Linked DNA regions of Mus musculus: region 2 is linked to region 1. The links are chromatin loops, found by intact Hi-C in ENCODE. Cell type or tissue: heart. All regions are shown on one strand. Each heading gives the region's core, and the rest is flanking DNA. Links, peaks and the distances in the headings are about the cores only.

What was found. Peaks named below come from ENCODE experiments on the same cell type or tissue, not always from the same donor. Only the 100,000 strongest peaks of a DNase experiment are listed, where the experiment ranks them.
Region 2: it touches region 1 in a loop (1.8-fold over the local background); 14 of 42 quality-filtered maps call a loop at or near these places.

What each region holds. Positions count from the first base shown.
Region 1 is chr3:68,691,980-68,696,979 of GRCm38, reverse strand. Il12a (interleukin 12a) reads right to left here. Exons shown (of 7, transcript NM_008351.3): 2 at 4,824-4,957; 3 at 2,706-2,819; 4 at 1,749-1,790; 5 at 1,634-1,675; 6 at 1,400-1,543. Among named protein-coding and RNA genes, the nearest start is that of Il12a, 3.1 kb to the right of the region's middle. In heart, for the core only: no CTCF peak of the experiment used is centred there; DNase peaks (open chromatin) are centred at 3,029, 3,389 and 3,899; H3K4me3 peaks cover 11 bases; H3K27ac peaks cover 193 bases.
Region 2 is chr3:68,638,993-68,655,595 of GRCm38, reverse strand. No RefSeq gene overlaps it. Among named protein-coding and RNA genes, the nearest start is that of Il12a, 44 kb to the left of the region's middle. In heart, for the core only: a CTCF peak has its summit at 9,031 (motif pointing left); no DNase peak of the experiment used is centred there.

The DNA.
Region 1 (5,000 bases), core at 1-5,000:
TAGCCTGGTGGTCCTGGGTGCTATACAAAGCACACTGAGCAAGTCATGTGGAGCACTCCAGTCACCAGGAGTCCTCTCCAGCATCAGCTTCTGCCTCCACTTCCCTGGGTAATAGACTCACTACACTCTACAAGATGAAATAAACCCTTTCCTCCCCAACTTGCTTTCCGTCATGATATTTTATCTAAGACATAGAAACCCTGTGCAAGACAGTATGTATGAAATGAAAAACAATTGCTTTCCAGGCAGTGACTTCTGAACATATGTTCATCCCACGCCTTGGTTGCCAAGGTGCTTGTCTCTGGTGTGCACACTCCTGTGCTTTGTGTTACTGGTGGTACAGCAAAGTTCCCACGGATACCTAACACTGTAATTACCTAGATGTAAGACCACTTTTCATTTTGGTCACATTTTGGTTCAAAATAGATTATACTTGGACACCAGCCCCAAGTGCTTCCCCTAGTAATATTTGAATATGTGTGCAGCCCCTAGAATGTCCATCCTATACATTTTAAAAAGGACACGTGTATGTTTGCCTGTATTGTATGCACTCAAACATGTGCATATCTGTGCCTACACCATGCAGAAGCCAGAGAAGAGATCACGTGACTCTCCATCTTATTTCTTTGAGGCATGCTTTCTCCCTGAACCTGGAGATTTCATGGCTAAACTTGCAGCAAGAAAGCCTCCATAGGCCTCCTGTCTCCACTCTCTGGAGTTAGAGAGCAGTTCAGGACCACACCCTGTTTGTTACATAGGAGCCCCAGGCCAAACTCAAGTCCTCTTAATCATCGGACTGTCTCTCCAGTCCTAATCTTGAACCTTTAAGAAAAGAATGTATTTAAAACAACAATAAGCTGGGCAATGGTGGCGCACACCTTTAATCCCAGCACTTGGGAGGCAGAGGCAGGTGGAGTTCTGAGTTCGAGGCCAGCCTGATCTACAAAGTGAGTTCCAGGACAGCCAGGGCTATACAGAGAAACCCTGTCTCGGAAAAACCAAACCAAACCAAACCAAACCAAACCAAACCAAACAACAAAAAACCCTTTTGTAGGGAACCCTCGTTCATCCTCTTAAGCTTCAGTTTCCTCCTCTGTAGAGACCTTATTTGCTTGTTGTGGGGATGGTATGAGAAGAAGCATTTGAAAAGTGCCTGATTTGTATCATGAGTCAACAAGTAGAAGGCTGCTTGCATTTGCCCTTATTGTAGAGGCCCCCTCAAGGCTCTCTAAGCAAATGTAACCTTGCAAGGCCTTTCATGGTTGGGGGATGAGGGTGTGGGGTGGGGTGGGGGTGTTCAGGTCTCTCCCAACCCAAGCTGTGCTGATTTTATCATATCTAATAAAGGACCTCTCTTCACCATGGAAAAGGAGCGCTGGCTGATAGGAGGAAGGCTTACCTGCATCAGCTCATCGATGGCCACCAGCATGCCCTTGTCTAGAATGATCTGCTGATGGTTGTGATTCTGAAGTGCTGCGTTGATGGCCTGGAACTCTGTCTGGTACATCTTCAAGTCCTCATAGATGCTACCAAGGCACAGGGTCTAGAGCGCAGGACACAATGGGCAAGGAATCATTGAGATGGGCTGGAACTACAGGACCCTGCTGCATTTCAGAAAAGTGATGTGGCTTACCATCATCAAAGACGTCTTCTGTGGGGGCAGGCAGCTCCCTCTCTAGAGAAAGAATGACCAGGCATCAGTGTTATGAATCCGTCATGGGGAAGGAACCCTTAGAGTGCTTACTTACTGTTGTGGAAGAAGTCTCTCTAGTAGCCAGGCAACTCTCGTTCTAGAAGAAAATCATAAACCGAGGAGTTTGTCTTCGTCATCATCATCATCATCACCGCCATCATCACCATCATCACCATCACCTGTTTCTATTGTAGCACTGGCTGTCCTGGAACTTACTCTGTAGACCAGGCCGGCCTTGAACTCACAGAGATCCATCTGCCTCTGCCTATCAAGTGCTGAGATTAAAGGCATGCATACCCCCCACCCATTCACTCTTAATATAAATCTCTCTGATATTTTTTTCTCAAACTAACTTTTCATTCCAGTAAAAGAAACTTCACCATCATAACTGCTTTTGGGTGGCTATGTATAGGATTCCTGTGTGCACGTGTGTGCAGGTGCATGTACTCGTGGAAATCGGAGGATGATCTTTGGGGTCTTTCTCAGCCGCTCTCCTGACTTTCTTGTTTTCTGATACAGGTTCTCTCACTGGGCCTGCAGCTCATGGATTCGGCTAGACTAGCTGGCCCAGGTATCCTCCTGTCTCTGCATGTGAAACCATCACACCCAGCTCCTACATGGGTGCTGGGGATGGGAACTTAGGTCCCCAGGCTTGTGACATGAGCACTTCAATAAGTAAGCTTCACCCGCCACACCACCCCCTTTCTTTTTAAAGATGAAATCTTGCTGTGTATCCCTGACTGGCCTCTAACTTAACAGGAGCCGGCCTTCCTCTATCCATCAAGTGCTGGAATTAAAGGTCTATACCACCATAGCCACCTCCTAGTTACCGAGTATATCCTTCAGCTTGTAGAAGTATTTGTATGGTTGTTGACTTTTTTTTTTTTCTTCAAAACTCTCACGTTTGATAGCTACAAGTAAGTATCTGGAGACAGCTGAGGTTGGCTGCACGGCTCTTAATTGTGTTTTTTGTTGTTGTTGTTGTTGTTTTTTGGGTGGGGGTCCTCCATACCTTGTGTAGTTCCAGTGGTAAACAGGTCTTCAATGTGCTGGTTTGGTCCCGTGTGATGTCTTCATGATCGATGTCTTCAGCAGTGCAGGAATAATGTTTCAGTTTTTCTCTGGCCTGGGAAAAACATAAGGAGAAGCTGAGGTGAATCTCTCAGCAAGACAGCTGGTTCCCTCTGAGACCTGCATCGCAGTGGATCAGCAGAGCCTAGGCTGGCCACTCTGAACCGTCATCTCTTTGGCCTGTAGGAAACTCAGGCTCTTCATAAGCTAAGAAACCCAACCTCCCGCACGCTCTCCCTACTCTCCTCCCCCTTTGCCTAGGCTGTCCGCCAGCAGGGTATTTTTTTCACCATGTGAACACTGGGGTGCAGCAGGCTGTACTCATCAGCATCAGTGCCACACTGTGCTGCTTGCTTCTGGTGAGTCCTGTGGCTTTTCCTTTTTCCAAGCAGCTGTGCCCTGTGAATCTCTCTCTCCCTCTATTTTTTTTCAAGTTTAACTTCTAAAGAGGAAACTGTTAAAGTCACAGCTTGATGGCTGTAACAAACTTGCAAGCCCTAAATACTAGTTGAGCTTTAATTTACATACGCGGGGACTGTCTCTTATTCCCTGGTGTGCTGGAAAGCACCACTGAACAGAATTACACAACATATTAGGAAGTCAACAGCTCTCTGACTGAAGCCTGCGATGACTTTTCCATGCAGCTGTGGTCCTGGGGTGTGACAAAGGACAGACAGCAATGTGCCCCCGTGGATTCCGTGTTCAACTAGAGAGCAATAGTGACCCAAACGAAAACAAGGTCGAATTCTATTGTGTCTCGAAGCCCAGTGCTGGTATTTGGCAGCAGAGGAGTGAGGAGCGGCTAGTTAACTTTGAATACCTCATCCCCTCCACACCAAACCTCATCTTAGGAAAACAATCTCTCCCTTCTGCAGGGATTCCTTAGGGAACCTCTCGTAAGGTTTCTCCTTCATTTTAAGGTTTCATGGCCAAGAGTGTTCTGCCTGCATGGATGTCTGTGTGGCATGTGCTCAGTGCCCACAGAGGCACAGAGAAAACGACAGGTTCCCTATGATCAGAGTTACCATGATTGTGAGCCACCATGAGGGTGTGGAAACTCTGGACCTCTGGAAGAGCAGCCAGCTCTCTTAACCACAGAGCCATCTCTCCCTCCTGGGAACCCCACTCAATTAAGACTGAGCTTGGAGGAACAGCCAGCAGCACGTTATGCAAGACGGGAAGGAAAGAAAGAAAATTCACCAAGAAGGGCTTGTGGAGCGGAGCTTATGTTGGGATAGCCATAAGACAACAAGCTAGAAGATCCTCAAGAAAGATTTAAAAACAAAACAGGAAGACAGAGTTTCCCTCCTTCCCTCCTCTGTTCCCAGGTGCTTATGAACGCACGCTCTGTTGGGGGATAGAACCCGGGAGACCCATTCATAATTAAGCCAGAATTCTACTGGATCTCCAGCCCTAGCAGCTGCAGGATATCTCAAACACATTAGCATTTTGCTGTAGCTTTGTCCCCAAAGCGAGAGGAAACCGTGGCAATTTTACAACGGAAAAGGCTATTTTGCATTCAAACATGAAACCTGAGAAAAATGAGTGGAGCCGTGACTAAAACTGGATCACACTTGCCCCAGAAAACTGGAGGCTGGACCTGCTTGCTATCTGATGTCTGAGTCCTCCCTGACATGTGTCCATCCGACAAGGGACTGCATCACAGTGCTGGACACTGGTGAGCAGGGGGAGAGACAATCTAATTCATCTCTATGGCTTGTGAAGCACAGAGAGTGTACCTAGAGACTGTCTCCCTGTTCCACCTGCCCTGAAGCAGAAGCAGGGAGCACCTGACACTGTGTCACACAGGCAGGCAGGCTGGGAGGGACATTGCAAGTCCCCACTTTCCTCTGTGTAGACACAGCCTAAACCGATGCCGTTACAATTTATTACCATTCTTCCTTTCTCTAGAGACACAGTTTCCTTTAGATTATATTTAGAAGTCTTGAAACCCTCTACGGTTCCTGCCAGATACCATAAACTTCCCAGCAGATACCAGATAGGTTAGAAGTCATGTCAACAGCGGAACTTTGAAGCCAGAAGGACAGGAGAAACTCACCGTCTTCACCATGTCATCTGTGGTCTTCAGCAGGTTTCGGGACTGGCTAAGACACCTGGCAGGTCCAGAGACTGGAATGACCCTGGCCAAACTGAGGTGGTTTAGGAGGGCAAGGGTGGCCAAAAAGAGGAGGTCTGGAAGGGAAACAAAGGGCAGGTGGAGCTTGTCAACTTGGTT
Region 2 (16,603 bases), core at 6,429-11,428, 48 kb after region 1:
GACTACCATTCATCACTAGAGTCCTGCCAATCTGGTCACATCTGTAGATGAGGCAAGATGAGCCTGGAAGTCAATGTCTGGCCATAGCTGGGTCAGTTCAGTTTTTCTATAGTGTAAGTTTGTTCAATAGGTTAAATTAAAATCTCTACCTATGGTTGATGAAGCTGTTGACCAAAGCAAGCAGTAGATTTTACTAACCATATAACAATTTTATTGTATAATTTTCAAAGCTTTCTAGAACATACTGAACTCTAATTCTTGGTATCACTTTGACAAGTATTTGGAGTCCTTCCTTCCTTCCTTCCTTCCTTCCTTCCTTCCTTCCTTCCTTCCTCCCTCTCCCTCTCCCTCTCCCTCTCCCTCTCCCTCTCCCTTTCCCTCCTCCTCTCCCTCCCTCTCCCCCTCCTCCTCTCCCTCTCCCTCTCCCTCTCCCTCTCCCTCTCCCTCTCCCTCTCCCTCTCCCTCTCCCTCTCCTCCCTTCTTAAATTCAGATGTTCTTCACAGAGCCCTTCATCACAGAGAAAGAGGACTGGGCTTAAGAACAGCTAGTCTCTAATGACAGCTTTAATATGGTATCATGGATCCTTCTACAGTGTCATCCAACCCAGCTGATGACTTCAATGGCAGTCAGGTCTAGCTGTTGCATTGTTACTGGATGGAACTGGCACACCACTAAAGGCAAATGAATGGAAAAAAAAATCTGATGATGTCCTCTATAGCTACAAAATTTGGTTCTTCCCAATACCTAAGAAAATGCTTTTTAAAATGTAAAATAAAAATCTAATAGTACAAACAAAGACAAGAGGAACAAACACCTTAACTAAAGCCAATAGCAGAAATGAAAGAGTTAGAGGGGGAGGTTCAGAGAGAAGATATGCTCCCGATTCCATCCCCTTGATGCCTACACAAGGGTTCTAAGGAAGAGGGAGGCCTTTTACCAGGCATGGTACCTCTGGCTGACTGGCAGTTAGCAGCCGTGGGTTCCTTGAAGGTAAGGGCATTGACTCACTCCTCTTTCAGTCCTCAGCATCTGATCCAGGTTGCCTGGTAAAATCCAAGTTACCAGTCTGAGTGCAGATTCCATGACTGTAGTCATGGCTAGAACTCAAAGTAAGAGTGAGACCTGGTTCCTGCCTTCAACACACTCCCTTGGCTAGAGCAAAAGGACTTTGGGTAGGTGACCTTCTGTGTGAGGGACACAACAGGCCTGGTCACAGAGAGCACTGTCCTGAGGAGCTCATGTTCAGACTGGCTCTAGGTGACAGGAGGCTATAGGGTTTTCTTTATCATAAAAAAAAATAGACAATTAAAAGCTCTTCATGGTAGTACATGTCTGTGATGCCAGCACTTGGATGATAAGGGCAGGAGGAGCAGAGGTTCAAGGACATCCTTCACTACATAGGAAATTCAAGGCCAGGCTGGACTACATGAGACCTCTGTATAAAAATACACACTAGGCAAATCAGACCATTGAAGATCATTATACATTTGTTGACTCAAAGGACGATTAGCCATGAGCTTGGGGAAAAAAGACCAGAGCTGAGGGTTAACGGGGTGTGTTGGGGTGTGGGGAGTTGTGACAGTGGGCGTGTCTGGATGTGTGGCCTCACTCACAGTTTGCTGAGGGGCAGTTTGTCGTTTGCTGTATGGTTTAATCTTAGGAAGTACTATTGAAGCTACATTTGGCTTAATCTGTTTTAAGAGTTGTTTCTGGTACTGTTTCCTCCCCACTGACATTGTCCTGATAGAAAAGGAGCTAGAGTCTTTGATTAGTCCATTGATGGAAAGACAGCAAAGGAACCACAGAAGCAGAAGAAAAGTGGAAAATTAAAGACTAGCTTTATAGCTATGCGAAAATACTACGGCATCTATTAAATAACATGTGTCTTATATATAACTCTATGTATTTATCTGTAGGAGCTCCTCATGCCACGACACTCATTAAGGCAGTAGAATGTCCCCAGACCTGCGGGATCAGCCAGACTCACCAAATGTTTGTGTTAAGGTAGCCAACTTCAGACACGACTATTCTCTGCTGACATGTTTTACTCTACCATTGCCTCTCAAGTGGTCAGGTGGGCAGAGTTCTTGGACCAGAATCAGAATAGGACAGGTGGCGTCCCTCGCTATCCTGTTGGGACTGCCTGTCACTTGAAGATCTAGGCAGGACTGGGATGCAGGGGAGTCTGAGGAGTCTCACACTCATCCTCACCACAGTGTGCCCCACTGCTCATAAGTCCATCTCAAATCACTGTCTGGGCTGCTTAACCCTCCAAGATGGGTGCCAGTCCTTGTTCTTTATTTTTACAAATGAGCCGAGTGCTGTCCAGAGCTCCAGGCTATAAAAACCTGTTGAACTTGGCCAGGAGAGAGAAACGTACATTCTTATAGGCAGAAAAGTGGGCCAGGCTTGCTTTTTTTCATAGAGAAAACAGGTTTCCTTTTTCCCCTACTGCCATAGAAACCAAACAGTTTGAACAAAATTTTATATGCAAAAGAAAAATTCCAAGTAGCACAGAGAAATAAAGCCAACTCAACAAGCAGGCATGATAAATACGTGGGCTGTAACGTAAATGTAGGTTGTCACAGAACACATTTTAAAGGAAATTTTCAATCTATAATATTTACAAATCACATAGCTAATTATATATAAACTTAAACACAGCTAAATCTTTTTTCACATGGATTTTTACTTCAATCAAATAGTTTAAGTACACCACTAAATGATCTGCATTTAGACTTTACTGTCCCAAATTTTAGTTTTGAAAGGTATAGTCATTACACAAAAAAGGGGTAGGGTCATACGTATTAGCTTTCAACTCTCCTAAAGGAAAGCTGGTCCCAAACTTACTACATAAGGGATGAGGTTGGTACAAGACTGGGCTGTGCTTGGCAAAGATGATCTGAAGCTGGGGTTCATCTGTCAGATTTGGAGCCAGAGAAATATTCCTGTGGGAAACCCAAGGGCCCTGGGCAGATCACCTCTACACGTGTTCTTCCCAAGCCAGACCATAAAGGCCCCAGGACAAGCAGGCTAGCGAGCCATCACAATGGCGTTTGTTCAACAGGATGAAGAGTCCCAGGCTGTTGGATTTTGTTAATAATTAGATTTTAAGTTCTTAAGCCTTTAAACAAGTGCTTAAATTTACTAGGATTACGTGTGGTGTAAGAATAAAATTGACTCTACTTGTGGGTAAGAGAGAAGGACATAGCAATGAACACAGCTTATCTATTTCAGAACAAACAAGGGTCTCATTTGGGCATTTGGACACCATTTTAATTCAACTTAATTATTTTCTTTTAATTACTTTCTTGTTGAGACAGTATCATATGTAGCCTAGGCTGGCCTTAATAGATACACAAGGGTGACCTTGAACTTCTGGCAGTCCCATCTCTGCCTCCCAAGAGCCAGATTACAGGTATGTGCTACCATATCTAGGCTTTAACTTAATTATTCTTTTGTCTTTCTGATAAGGGATTTCTGGTTAGATGTGGCATCATTATAAATGGCACACAGGGACAGTAAGAAGGCTTAGCAGTAAGGTGCTTGCCGCCAGACCTAATGACTTGGGCTTGGTCCTGGACTCACATGGTGGAAGGAAAGAGCTGGGTCCTGTAGATTGTTCATACACTGTGGCACAGTCTCTGCCCCTGCCCCTCCTACACACAAGAAAATACATAAATGTAAAATTATTTTGAATGAGTATGCGTACAGTACATATGGGACAAAGGATTCACCACAACCAGTTTTATGTCCTTCTGCATCTATCATATTTTCTTGGCAGCTAGAGTCGGCAAGTATCTCAAAGGATGCATTGGAAACCAAGGAGCAGACATGGTAAATGTCCTCTCCCTCTCGACCTTATGAGATAGCTATCCCTCACAGTAATGCGGCTACATAAAACATCATATATTAAAATTTTGGTGTATCTACTCTAATTTGAATCAGATACTTGGGGCAGAAAGGGCACAACAAATTGTCCCAAATTTATATTATTTGGAATCTGCCAATCAGTCAGTGTCTCCCATGAGTGCCCATCCAAGGCCAGCATTCTCCCCAGGCCAGCATTCTCCCCAGGCCAGCATTCTCCCTGCTTGTGGTTTTTTGGGAACTCCATGAAATGCTAAATGAATAGTTAGGGATCCTTTCATAAGTTACACAAAATAATGTCTTTACAAAAATCATTTCAATTAGTTTTGGTCAAAAGACAACTAGCTAAATCATTAGTGGATAAATGGCACTGGTGGAGAAAACAGAAGCAGGCTGCCAGGTCTCAGAACTAGTTCTAGATGATCATGTTTTCTACGATGTCAATTGGTATCCAGTGAGGAATGAGAGGGATCGTTTGGGTATGCATCGAGCAAACCATCATCCTTTAGAAATGCGTAACGCATACAGCCACTAAAGGTTCTGAGAGGGTCCGAAGGTTTGTGCTTAAGTCATGTGTCCAATTGTAGTACCTGCATGGACAAAACAAACAATCCATGCACTCAACATCACTTCCTGTGTATTTATTTTACATCAAACTGTTCTAGGTCCTGGGATAGGACCATATTCTTTGTTCCTGGGTTTCCTCTGCTCAGGCGAGTCTATGCTTGTTGTGAGATATAGTTCTACACTCTTCGGACAGAAGCAACTTCTCGGACGAACAATTTGTGTGTGCAGTTTCTGAGGGTCTGTGTCAGTGTGTTGTGTCAAGAAAGACATGGCGGAGCAGCTTTGTCATGGCTGTAGGGGTGTGTGGCAGACTAAGAAGCAGGGAGTGTGGCAGAAACCAGGGTATGGGCATAATCTTCATGGACTGTTGCTACGGAGCTGATTCTTCTGGTGAGACCACAACTCCCAAAGGTATCACAGCCTCCCTAAATCACACCAAAAGCTGAGAGAAAGGTCCAAAATCTGTGCCCATGAAAGTTCAAGCCTTAGCACCTAGACTGGTCTGAAACTCACGGGCTCTGGTGGTTCTCCCTCCATGGCCCAAGTCGCTAAAACTATGGGCATACATTACCATGCTGAACTAGGATTGGTTTTTTTCTTTTCTTTTTTTAAATACCCTCTGAGTTTTAGGAGATGGTTAGGTCCTCCTGATCCTAGTTAGTATTCCAGCTGGTGGGTATCTTCCAGAGAGAAGGCGTCTTCTCCCTGGAGCTGAGCTGGTGCTGGGGAGGATCTGGGGTGTGGGCTGGGATTTGCTAACAGGCTGTAAAATATGAAACCTGATGGATGTGTGGCAGCAACTCATCCAAGGCAGAACAAAACCAGTATCTCAGGCCAGCAGTCATCCTGCAGAGTCTGAGCCTGGGAACAGAATGGGATCTTAGGAAATGGAACTAGGGAGGGGGGGGGGTGGTGGTGGTAGTGGTGCAGCTTCTCAGGAAGGGAGGTCTTCCTGACCCCAACAGGTCCACGGCACACTCAGACACCAAAAGAGATGTATTATCCCAGAAGGATAAGCGATGGGGGTGGTGGCTTCAAAAGTAGACAGCAAGCAGCAGCAGCAGCAGCAGCAGCAGCGGCAGCCATAGCGACAGGAACAAGCACACCAGCAGGCAGGCAAGTTAGTGATGAATGTACAAGTGCTTGCTTTCAGCAGGAGTGGATGTTTAAGGAGAGCAGGGAACCTGTGCTACAGTGAGTTTGTATGTCCTAATTGAACGTATTAACTAAATAATGAATTTCGACTGTTGGACCTTGCTGTCTCAGGGATGAGCTAGTGATCAAATCAGGGAATGGATCTCGGGTGCTAGCATTAGGAATGTTATCTGGTTTTGGTCAAGGGGAGAAGGAGGGTAAAAGGCACAACATGGCACCACGTTTGCCATGCTTGGGCCTCCTAGCAGCGATCTGCATTCTCTTTTCAGGGCACTGGTGATTTTGGCCATGATGGTGAAGGAACTTTTAAGGATGCGGATGATAACTAATACGCTATACCTGGTCATACATGTTCAGCAGCCATGTTGAAAACTGACAGTTCCAGAGAATGGTCCCACAAAGTCACACACTTCCACACTCCTACTGGTATTTGGAGCAAAGGACTGTATTTGAGGGAAGGAGGCTTTTAAGTGGATTTTAGGTGATCTTGCTACATTTTTTTTTAACACACCATTTTCTATACTTGGATGGTGAGTCTCTGCTCGCAACTTCCTTGGTACTGACAACTTCCATGGGCTTTTCTTCATTAACTGACTTCTTCAGACTGAAAGATGGATTCAGTTGCTACATTCTTCCTGAACAGTGGTCAGTTTCCCAGTTCATTCGTTATTTTCATGGATCCCCAAGGATCCCGGGGCTTAAGAACAGAAGTGGATGCTCACAGTCATCTATTGGATGGAACACAGGGCCCCCAATGGAGGAGCTAGAGAAAGCACTCAAGGAGCTGAAGGGGTTTGCAACCCTATAGGAGGAACAACAATATGAACTAACCAGTATCCCCAGAGCTGTGTCTCTAGTTGCATATGTATCGGAAGATGGCCTAGTCGGCCATCAATGAGAAGAGAGGCCCTTGGTTTTGTGAAGATTTATACCCCAGTATAGAGGAACGCAAGGGCCAGGAAGCAGGAGTGGGTGGGTTGGGGAGCAGGGGAAGGGGAAAGGGTATAGGGGATTTTTGGAGAGGAAACTAGGAAAGGGGATAGCATTTGAAATGTAAATGAAGAAGATATCTAATAAAAATATTTTTTTTAAAAAAAAGAACTTGTTTTCAGAAGCCACACTTACACACTGCTGTCCTGCTTCTGCCCCTGCATCCACGAGTGCTATCTATCACAGCCTGATAGCAGGTGAGCTGCACATTTGTGCACTTTAGTTTTGACACTCAGGAACAAGAAGACATGTGTCGGTGGGATAATATTTTATTATTATGTTAAGAGAGGAGGAGAAGCTTAATTATAAGACCACCTCAACCTCAAGTTCTTTTTTTTTAATTTTTAAAATTTTGTATGATAGGGTCTTAGATAGTCCAAGCTAACTGGCAAACAGCTAAGGGTGTCCTTGAATCCCTGGTCCTCCTGCCTCCACCTTCCCAGTGCTGAAACGATAGTCATGCCTGTTAGAGTATTTGATCTTATATGTTCCTGGGATAAAACCCATGGCTTTGAGCTGCTGAGCAAGCACTGCACACTTTTCCAGCTGTCACCTAGCTCTGCTAGTGGTGGCTGTGAGAAGCCCTCTCAGGGCTGGGCATTTCTTTCTGGTCCCCATCTGTAACGGTTCAATAAAGACGTTCGGGATTTTAGTTTGACACACATCTGCAGAACAACTGCTTGTTCCTTTTCTTCATTTTCTTTTTTTATTGGTTATTTTATTTATTTACATTTCAAATGTTATCTCTCTTCCCAGTTTCCCCTCTACAAGCTCACTACCCCCCCCCCCCTTGCCCCTATGAGGGTGCTTCCCCACCCACTCCTGCCTTAACGGCCTAGCGCTCTCCTATTCTGGGTCATCAAGCCTCCACAAGACCAAGGGGCTCCCCTCCCACTGATGCCAGATAAGGCCATCCTCTGCTACCTATCCAGCTGGAGCCATGGGTACCTCCATGTGAACTCTTTGGCTGGCGGTTTAGTCTCTGGGAGCTTGGGGGGTCTGGTTGGTTGATAGTGTTGTTCTTCCTCTGGGGTTGCAAACTCCTTCAGTTCCTACAGTGTTTGCCCTAACTTCCCCATTGAGGTCCCTGTATTCAGTCCATTGTTTGGCTGTGTACAACCATATTGGTCAGGACCTGGCAGAGTCTCTCAGAGACAGCTGTATCAGGCTCCTGTCAGCAAGCACTTCTTGCCATCCGCAATAGTGTCTGGGTTTGGTGTCTGCTTGTGGGATGGATCCCTAGGTGGGGCAGTCTCTGGATGGCCTTTTCTTCAATCTCTGTGCCACTGTTTGTCTTTGTATTTCCTCTAGACGAGCAACTGCTTGTTTCTTGCTTGAGAATCATTCCACACTCCTGTTGTGAGGCCAAAGTTATGTTTTAAGTTTAAATTCCCATGCTTAACAGATCTATAAAACAAAAATCAACCAAACAAGAACGGACAACTTTCTGGAATGCTGGGGGCTGCTGTGTATGTCAGATAGCAAGCCACATGTTGTTGCTTTTGTAAACAAGCTTGACCGCCCAACCGAACAGGACATACTCAATCACAAATGGGTGGAAAGAAGTATGTCATGATGTATGCTTGCCCCCAGTTGGGTGAAGGCTAGAAGTAGTACATAGCCTTGTGGGGCTTTGCTTTTTAAGTTTCTGACTATTGCAATTCATGACCATACTCTGAGAACCCCAGATAGTGTCCTGGCTAGTGTCCATCATCCTGGCCAAGCATTTAATAAAGCATGCTTCAAATTTGGCTTAAAATTTGGGGTAATGGTCTTATCCTCACCAAGTGGGATAAGACTCCAGATGTGGTTCTATCTGTCAAGAGGTCTCTGAAGGACTAGTGTGAGCTTCCAGACATCAACTCCTCTTTTCTCTCTGAAGCCCCATGTGAAGAGGGAACACAGTCTAGAGCCTGTTGTGACCAGGAACCACTGCTGTGGTTGTGTTCATCCAGAGACCTGCCTCATGAAGCCCCAGTTCCTGCGCAACAAGAGGAAATTCTCTCACCCGACTCCACTCACAGACCCTTAGCTCACGTTTGTGGGATCTTTAGTTTTTCTCTTTGGGAAGTAACCAGTTTTCTCCCACCTGACCTGAACTATCACTTCTTCCGCATTTTGACTTTCACAATCTGTGCAGAGCCTGGACTTCAGGAGCAGTGAGCCCTCAGGTGCCTGCTCACAGGACTGCCTTCTGATGCCTCACTATTCCACCGAGCCTTCTGGGGTTTCTAAACCACTGGCTTTGAAGAATGAGACTTATCAGGGTGGTTTGTGAAACTAATGATGTAACATTTTTCTCTGGTGGAATAGCCCAGGCTCAGGAGTTGCTCTTCAAACCTGCTCAGGCACCACAAGAAAGTGGGGGCCCGTGTTTACTCTCATCTGTGAAGCACCCATGTTCTCAGACTTCTTCCTTAAGGCCTGCCTTTGGTTCCCTCTGGTGTCTGATACAGGAAGTGAGCCAGAGGCTCCTGTCCTCTTGGGCCAGCATAAGTGAGGAGCCTGTTGTCCTTTTCCCACAATAGCACATCAGTGAGCTCTGTTGAGTTTCCTTAGACACATCCCAGTCAGATGCATAACTTACCAATCACAGTTTAGGCTAATCAATACTTGCCAACTTCCATTCACTTTAGAGAGTTTATCCTTCCTATCTGTACTTCTCTCTGAATGCTATTGCTGCTGTGCCCTGCACTGTAGGTGTGGCATGAATTCTTTAAAAGTTGAGATTCTCTGTCTACTACTGTAGAAAATGTCTACATATGTAAAGGGGTGGGGTAAATGGAATGACTCCATAATGGAGTGTGTCAGCCATCATTGGCCATCAAAGAAAAAGTCCAGGAACAGATAGATATGGACTACCTCTTTTTGGGTTGTTGGGGCATGGTCTTCCTCAACTGTCACATGCTATTGCCACTGCTCTTTGTCACCCTCCAGAACTTGCTGGGAATACTGTATCGATGAAGACACCATGAACCTGAATCATATGACACAGGGATTGAGGAATAGTCCTGACCTTGAAAACCTCCCAGCTACTCACTGATTGGTAAGACTCTGAGCCTAGGCATCGTACTCTATTCCAAATTAATAGTCTCCTGCCTCAATTGGAAAGCACATGCCACTGCCTGGAGTGAGAGAGGGAAGTAGAGATGAAGGAAAGAAAGAAGAAACGCAGGTAGACAGGCTTCCAAAAGGAGGTATTATCCTTCCCACTGAGTTGAGCCAAGTTCAGTAGGTAGATGGGGAATGAAAGACATTGCAGAGGAAGAAATGTGTTAAAAATCTAATCTATGGAATAAAAAAGCTGAAAAGTTCTGATTATGGACGGAGGGTTGAGTTCGTGTAGGAAACAGATTAGGCTGGGGGGGGGGGTGTCAAAGAGCACTTTGTCTTCCACAACAAGTTATTTGTGCTTTATCTCAGCAGCACTGAGAAGTGATTGATATGTTTCAGGCATAGCAAGGGTTGACACTGACATGAGCACCGTGTTCAGGGAGTCCCCAGGACAGCATTCCCTAGGTATCCTCATGGCTAACTGCCATAATGATTTCTTTCCATCTTTAGCCTTTCTCATGGAAGCAAATGATACAAATACCAGTGTCTCAGGTCAGAAGTTTGTGTATGTTGTCACCATCAGGTGTCAATAGACAGTGCCAATCCAGTTGCTATACAGCTGGACCTAGTTAAAGTAAATTAATTCAAAGCTCCAAGATTGGGAATCTGGGCAAGAAATTGAGACATCTGAAGTGTTGACATAGATGGGAAGGAGATAAGAGAGGGTTTGGAGGAAATATGTTACATACATGTAAGTTTTCTTTGTTGTTTGTTTGTTTGTTTCTCTGTGTAACAGATCCATGACTGTATTGGAACTTGCACTGTGGACCTGGCTAGCCTGGAGCTCACAAAGATCTGCCTGCCTCTGCCTCCCAAGTGCTAGAATTAAAGGTGTGCATCACCACACCTGGATCTTTGAAGAAATTTTAATAAAAGTTAAACAATAAGAATGTGAGCGTCATTCTCCATTTCTTGCTTTCATGAATAACCTCCATCTAATCTGTCAGGGTGTTCTCTGACACATCTCCCGAGCCTGTTCACTTCTCTCATATCTGTCCTGTCTGTCCTGGATAACTGTGAGTGCCTCCTGCTTAGCTTTCTCCTGCCCCTAAATGTCTACTAGAAATTGAAGGGAATCTTTGAAATAAACAGATTATGCAAGACTTCAAACGAAACTCTCTTGCTTACTCTGAGAGCTCTCTGCTGAACTTGAAATAGACTCTCAACTCCTTAGGGTAGAACCACTGGTCTACAGTGTGCTTTTTCTCCACTTTCCAATGTTAAGAGTGTTATCCTTGTGTAATCCAACACAATGACAATGTGTTATGCGTGTATGTCTGTGTGTGCATGTGTGTATGTGTGTTATATGTGTGTGTTGTATGTGCATGTTGTGGTGTGTGTGTGTGCTGTGTATGTATGCATATGTGTGTTGTATGTGTAATGTGTATGTGTTGTGTGCATGTGCTATGTGTGTGCTATGTGTATATGTATGTATGTGCATGTTTATGTGTATATTGTATGTATATATATATTGTGTGTGTGTGTATGTGTGTGTGCTGCTAGGGAATAAACCCACAAGCCAGACGCACACTTTCCCACTAAGCTCTGTCACCCATCCTTCAATTCATTTATTTTTTTCTTACAGTGTCATGCATTTTTTTTTTTACCACTTACTTAAAAATACTTTCAAACGTAGTTTATTTTTCTTTTTTCCCCCCTTCCCTTTTCCCTCTTGCTCTGGCCCTGCTCCCTTCAGCCCATAGGGTTTTTTGTTTGCTTGTTTGTTTGTTTCTCATTACGGATGGTTGTGAGCCACCATGTGGTTACTGGGATTTGAACTCATGACCTCCAGAAAAGCAGTTAGTGCTCTTAACTGCTGAGCCATCTCTCTAGCCCTGTTGATTTTTCTTAATAAAATGTCTGCCCTGGGAGAAAACGGACATGTCTGCTCTTCTCCACAGTACCTCAGCCTTGCATGGCGAAGCACATGCGGTGCCAGCATCAGAGGATGCTTGTTGACTGAATTATTGAAGAGCTGGATGCAATTTAATGCTCAAGGGCAAGGCTGTTTGTTGTCTCTCTGGATTTTTAAAGAGAGGAGGAGAAGGGGAAAATACCAGTTTATCCCTTTAGCCTTATCTTTCTCCTTTGTCAAAATGCACTTACCGATTGTCCTGGCTACTTTTATGTCAACTTAATGCAAGTTAGAGTCATCTGAAAGGAAGGAACCTTAATGGAGAAAATTCCTCCATAAGACCCAACGTAGGACATTTTCTTAATTAATGACTAATTGGGGAGGGTCTAGCCCGTTGTGAGTGGTGCCATCTCTGAGATGGTGGTCCTGGGTTCTATAAGAAAGCAGGCTGAGCAAGCCATGGAGAGCAAGCCAGTGAGCAGCATCCCTCCATGGCCTCTGATTAGCTTCTCCCTCCAGGTTCCTGCCCTGCTTGAGTTCCTGTCCTCCCTGTGTTTGATGGTGAACTGTTCTGTGGAACTGTGAGTGAAGTCAACCATTTTCTCCCCAAGTTGCTTCTGGTCCTGGTGTTAGATCACAGTTGTAACCCCAGTTAAGACACTGATCATAGAGATCAATTGCTCGGCCTGGTTTTCCACTGAGATGTTTTTTTCAGGGTGCTGACTGGCTGAGGTTGCAGCACAACCACGTTTCATCACATCCAAGAGGTGCTACTTGTCCCCACGGATCAAGACAAAATGAAACGAAACACAAAACAAAACAAAACAAAACAAGCTGTCTCACCAAGGGAGCAGAAATGAGTTCGGCTCAGACCACAGTAAGTACACACTGCAGAGTCCAAGGACGAGGAAGCATCTCAGGCCAACCCCCTTTGGTGGACACAAGAGGAAATAGGAAGTGTAAGTGGTCGAATAAACAGCATCTGTCCTGAGTTTCCTGCCACCCACTTGCATCCACAGCTTTTGGCTTCTAGCGCCACCCTGAACTAGAGTGGTCCCATGATCAGTGGATTAACATTTTCCACTACTGTGACAACAACAACAACAACACCATAAAGTGAACATCTTATAAAGAAAGCTAGTTTACTTAGCTCACAGGTTTGGGGCCTCCAAGATTTGGTAATCCCATTGGTCAAGCATTTGGTGGAAACCTCATGACGGATGATGTCACAGTAGAGGGAGGAAGAGACCCAAGAGCCATTATTTTACAACAACATCCTCTCAAGAGGAAGCTCACGCTATGGAACCCCTTTGACGTTGATGGCCTTGCCACCTTCAGTAGGCAGCACCTCTTCCTGGTTTTTAGTGTAACAATCGAACACAGGGCTCTACTCTCATAAGCGAGCACTCTACCACTGAGCTACATGCCAACCATAGGTTCTATCTCTTAAAGGATCACAGCACCAACTGGTTGCAACACCTGTTTCAGGGATACACTCGGGCGACAGACAAACCGAGATATTCTCATGAAGGAAGAACTGTGTTGTGTAGGCAAAGCAGTCAGAGCCATTCTAGGCATCCAGAATGCCCCCTGCATCTTAAATCTTACTAGTTTTCAATGCATTCTGTAAGATTTTTTTTTTTAGGGGAAGCTTATTTTTATTTGTACTTTCATGGTGCCTGCATTTTGATAACATTTCTAAGTTTACCATCTCTTACATAGTTGTGGAATATTTCTTCAGACTCTTGCAATATCCAAGGCAGGCAACCTCCAATTCTCATGTGGTCCACAGGTCTCACAGGCAGTGAGTGTGTCCTCTTGACCCCTGCACTTAATTCAAATTAGTTGCCAACATCAAAAATTGATCAATTTTATATAGTGATATGAAGTTATGGCTTCTCTTGGGACACAGCAAGAACTTGCAATTCTTGTCTGTAATCTTCCATGGCAACAGTTGGCTGGAACAGATTAGAAGCCATCCTATTTAGAGACCTGGGGATACTCCCCAGTTTAATACTATCACCACCACCACCACCACCACCACCACCACCACCACCACCACTCTCTATAGCCCATGTGCAGCCAGCTTGCTCGCTTACTTTGCCTGCTCAGCTCCTGAAAGTTTTTGCAGGAGTAACTCCCATTCCACCCCTCCTGAAGCATTCTGAGACTTCAGATCCATGACCCTCTTCATGGTCTCGTGGGCTTTGGGGGCAATGCTTCTCAGCTTGGGCCTCTCCGGTTTCAAGGGTCAGGATTAGCTGTTTGTTCTCTCCTGAGGGTGTGGTCCACAGGGACTTTGTCTTGAACAGTGGTGAAGTTTAGAAGAAAGCTGTTCTGAAGGATTTGAAAGCAGAATGTGGAGGGATTCGAGGTATACTGTAACAGTTAGGTTGGGAAGGGGCCAGGGAAAGTTCAGAGGTGTCTCCCAAACAGTCATGGAGCAAGATCAGCTAAGTTTGTACTTTAGTTCAGGAAAAAGAGCTCTTGATAGGAAAGGGTGTTCCCACTCACTCTCTACCCTATGTACTGCTCTGTCCCCCAACTCTTCCACAGCTGCTACCTCCGAAGTCACCACTAGTCTCTTCCCTGAAACACTCCCCCCCTCCAAATCTTTAAAGCTCAAGCTTTCAAAAGAAAAGGTGATATTTGAAGATAAAGGCTTGGAGATAAGGAAATTTAGATGATATCCTGAGGGTGGTCTTGGTGATAGACAGGGCTCTGGTTAGAGGGAACACGGGGAAGCTTGCTCGCTCTCATGTGAGTAGACAGTAAAATGCACACTGAAAAGCCACAGGCACACTGCTCATAGGTACCTGGCTTTTGGTTTTCAGTATCAGAATGCACAGTAGAACCTGGAGCCTACTTTTTCAGAACAGACACATACAACAGACAAAAGGCAGAAAAACAGCCAAGAACTGGGAAAGAGGAAGGAAAGTGTGACAGAGAGAGCTAGTTATACAGCAACACAGAATTGAACATCCCCATCCGGGCAGTAAAGCAAAGACCAGTTGTGTGGGTTTCATTCGTACACCCAAAGTTCTCTCCTGGTACCCTTCGCTTTCTCTTCTTGTCTGTTTTCTTTTGCAATGGATGCATGTGGGCACGCATGTGCACATATGCATATGAACATACATGTATGTGGAGCATGTATATGTGTGGAGAACATACATGTATGTGTGTGGAAGCTGGACATTGATATTCCGTGCCTTTCTCAATTGCCCTGGACTTTATTTACTAGGCAAGGTAACTCTGCCAACCTAGAGCTTGATAGTCAGCTACCCAGCTGGCCTCTAACATGCTGGGATTACAGTTGCCACGCCTCAACAGCTTTCACATGGGTGTGAGAATCTCAACGCCAGGCCTCACATTTGAACAGCAACCACTTTATCCTCTGAGCCGGGAACACAGTAACATATCGGAAAATCTTTCCTTTTCGCCTTTTATTGAAAGAACAAATTATATTGAAAACACTGACTACCTGTAATTTACTTTCTTTATTTAAAGTGATGTAGATTTGTATCTTAAAGATTAAAGCCATTTAGTGTTTTAAGCTTTTGTGACCACTTTGAGTTCTCAGACCATGGTAAGATATGGTGGACCTAGCTGCTGCTGCTACTACCACTACTACTACTACTAATACTACTACTACTACCACCTAACAGCTAATGACTATAATCATCAGTAATTAATATATGGAACAATGTTCTAAGTACGTCATACACAAGTCTTTCATTTCCTAAAATAACTCCAGGGGATAGATATTATTATTAACACTATTTTCCAGAGGAAAGAGTAGGCTTGGTGGTTTAATTAGCTTCCTGAAGCTCACGAGCTGCCTGGTAGATGAGTATGTTTCAGTTGAGGTGGTTTGGCTAGGCTGGCTGGCAAAAAGCTCTCGTCTCCACCTCTTAGTGCTCAGGCTACAGGGATGAATGTACAACCATGCTTGGCTTGTTACATGGGTGTATGGATTAGAACCCAGGTCCACATGCTTGCAGAGAAAGAAATATCTTCCCACTGAGCCATTGTCCTAGATCTAAATCTTGATCTTAGCGATTAAATATATCAGGTATTGACCTAAGTTTATGTCATATGAAAATGAGATCCAAGGTGATAAGAGCTGTAAGTATGTTTCAGTCTCTCAAATGGGATTAACATGTATTTCTAAATGATCAAGCTATTCAAAATATTCTATAATATCTAATGCCCATATCCCTAAGCAAGAACTACAGCCAAATACTGAGTAATCATAATTTCTGTCCATACAGCAACATCTCCCTAGGGCTGGGTTCTGGAACTTGACCAAGAGCAGATTAGAAATTGAAAAGCAGTTCCTTCCCTGTGAGGGAGTGCTGTAGTTGGTCAGAGTTTAAATTATTTGAGTTGTCTTCAAGGTGAACCCACTTCCTGCCAGATTGCAGAGGAAGACTGCCATGGCAGGTGTAAAGAGAAGTCCAGAGCCTCAGTGACTTAAGGAATCTTTGTTGGGGAAAGTTACAAAGTGTGACAACTAGGGAATTGGGCTTGCAAAGCTCTCCACGTATGCAGCCATCTGAGCATATATAGAGGGAGATCAGGAAAGATCCCAGGGGTCCACGCCTCCCTGACCCACAGAGGCCACGCCTCCCTGACTCACAGAGGCCAGAGCCTTGCAAGTAAGATTCAGGGGGTTAGATGGGGGCACCCGTGGGCATGTGAGGGCTTCCCAAAGCAGATAAGAACGCTGTCCAGGGTAATGTCGCTCTGGCCCAAGGTCAGGTTGACTCTGAGTCTCACAATTGTTGGTTAGTACGGTTGTATTTTATGAAGTTCCCTTAGAACAAAATTCAGCAATACCATCAAATGACTGATGTGTATTCTCTGTTCTGGATTATTATTATTATTATTATTATTATTATTATTATTATTATTTTGCCTCTGGGACATTTGCAGAAATGGACATTAACAAGAAATGAATTAAATAAACCACTGTCTCTAAATGGAATACAATATAGGTATGAAAAGGTGGCCTGTCTGAGTGGGCTGACTGAGAATTATGTTTGAGAATT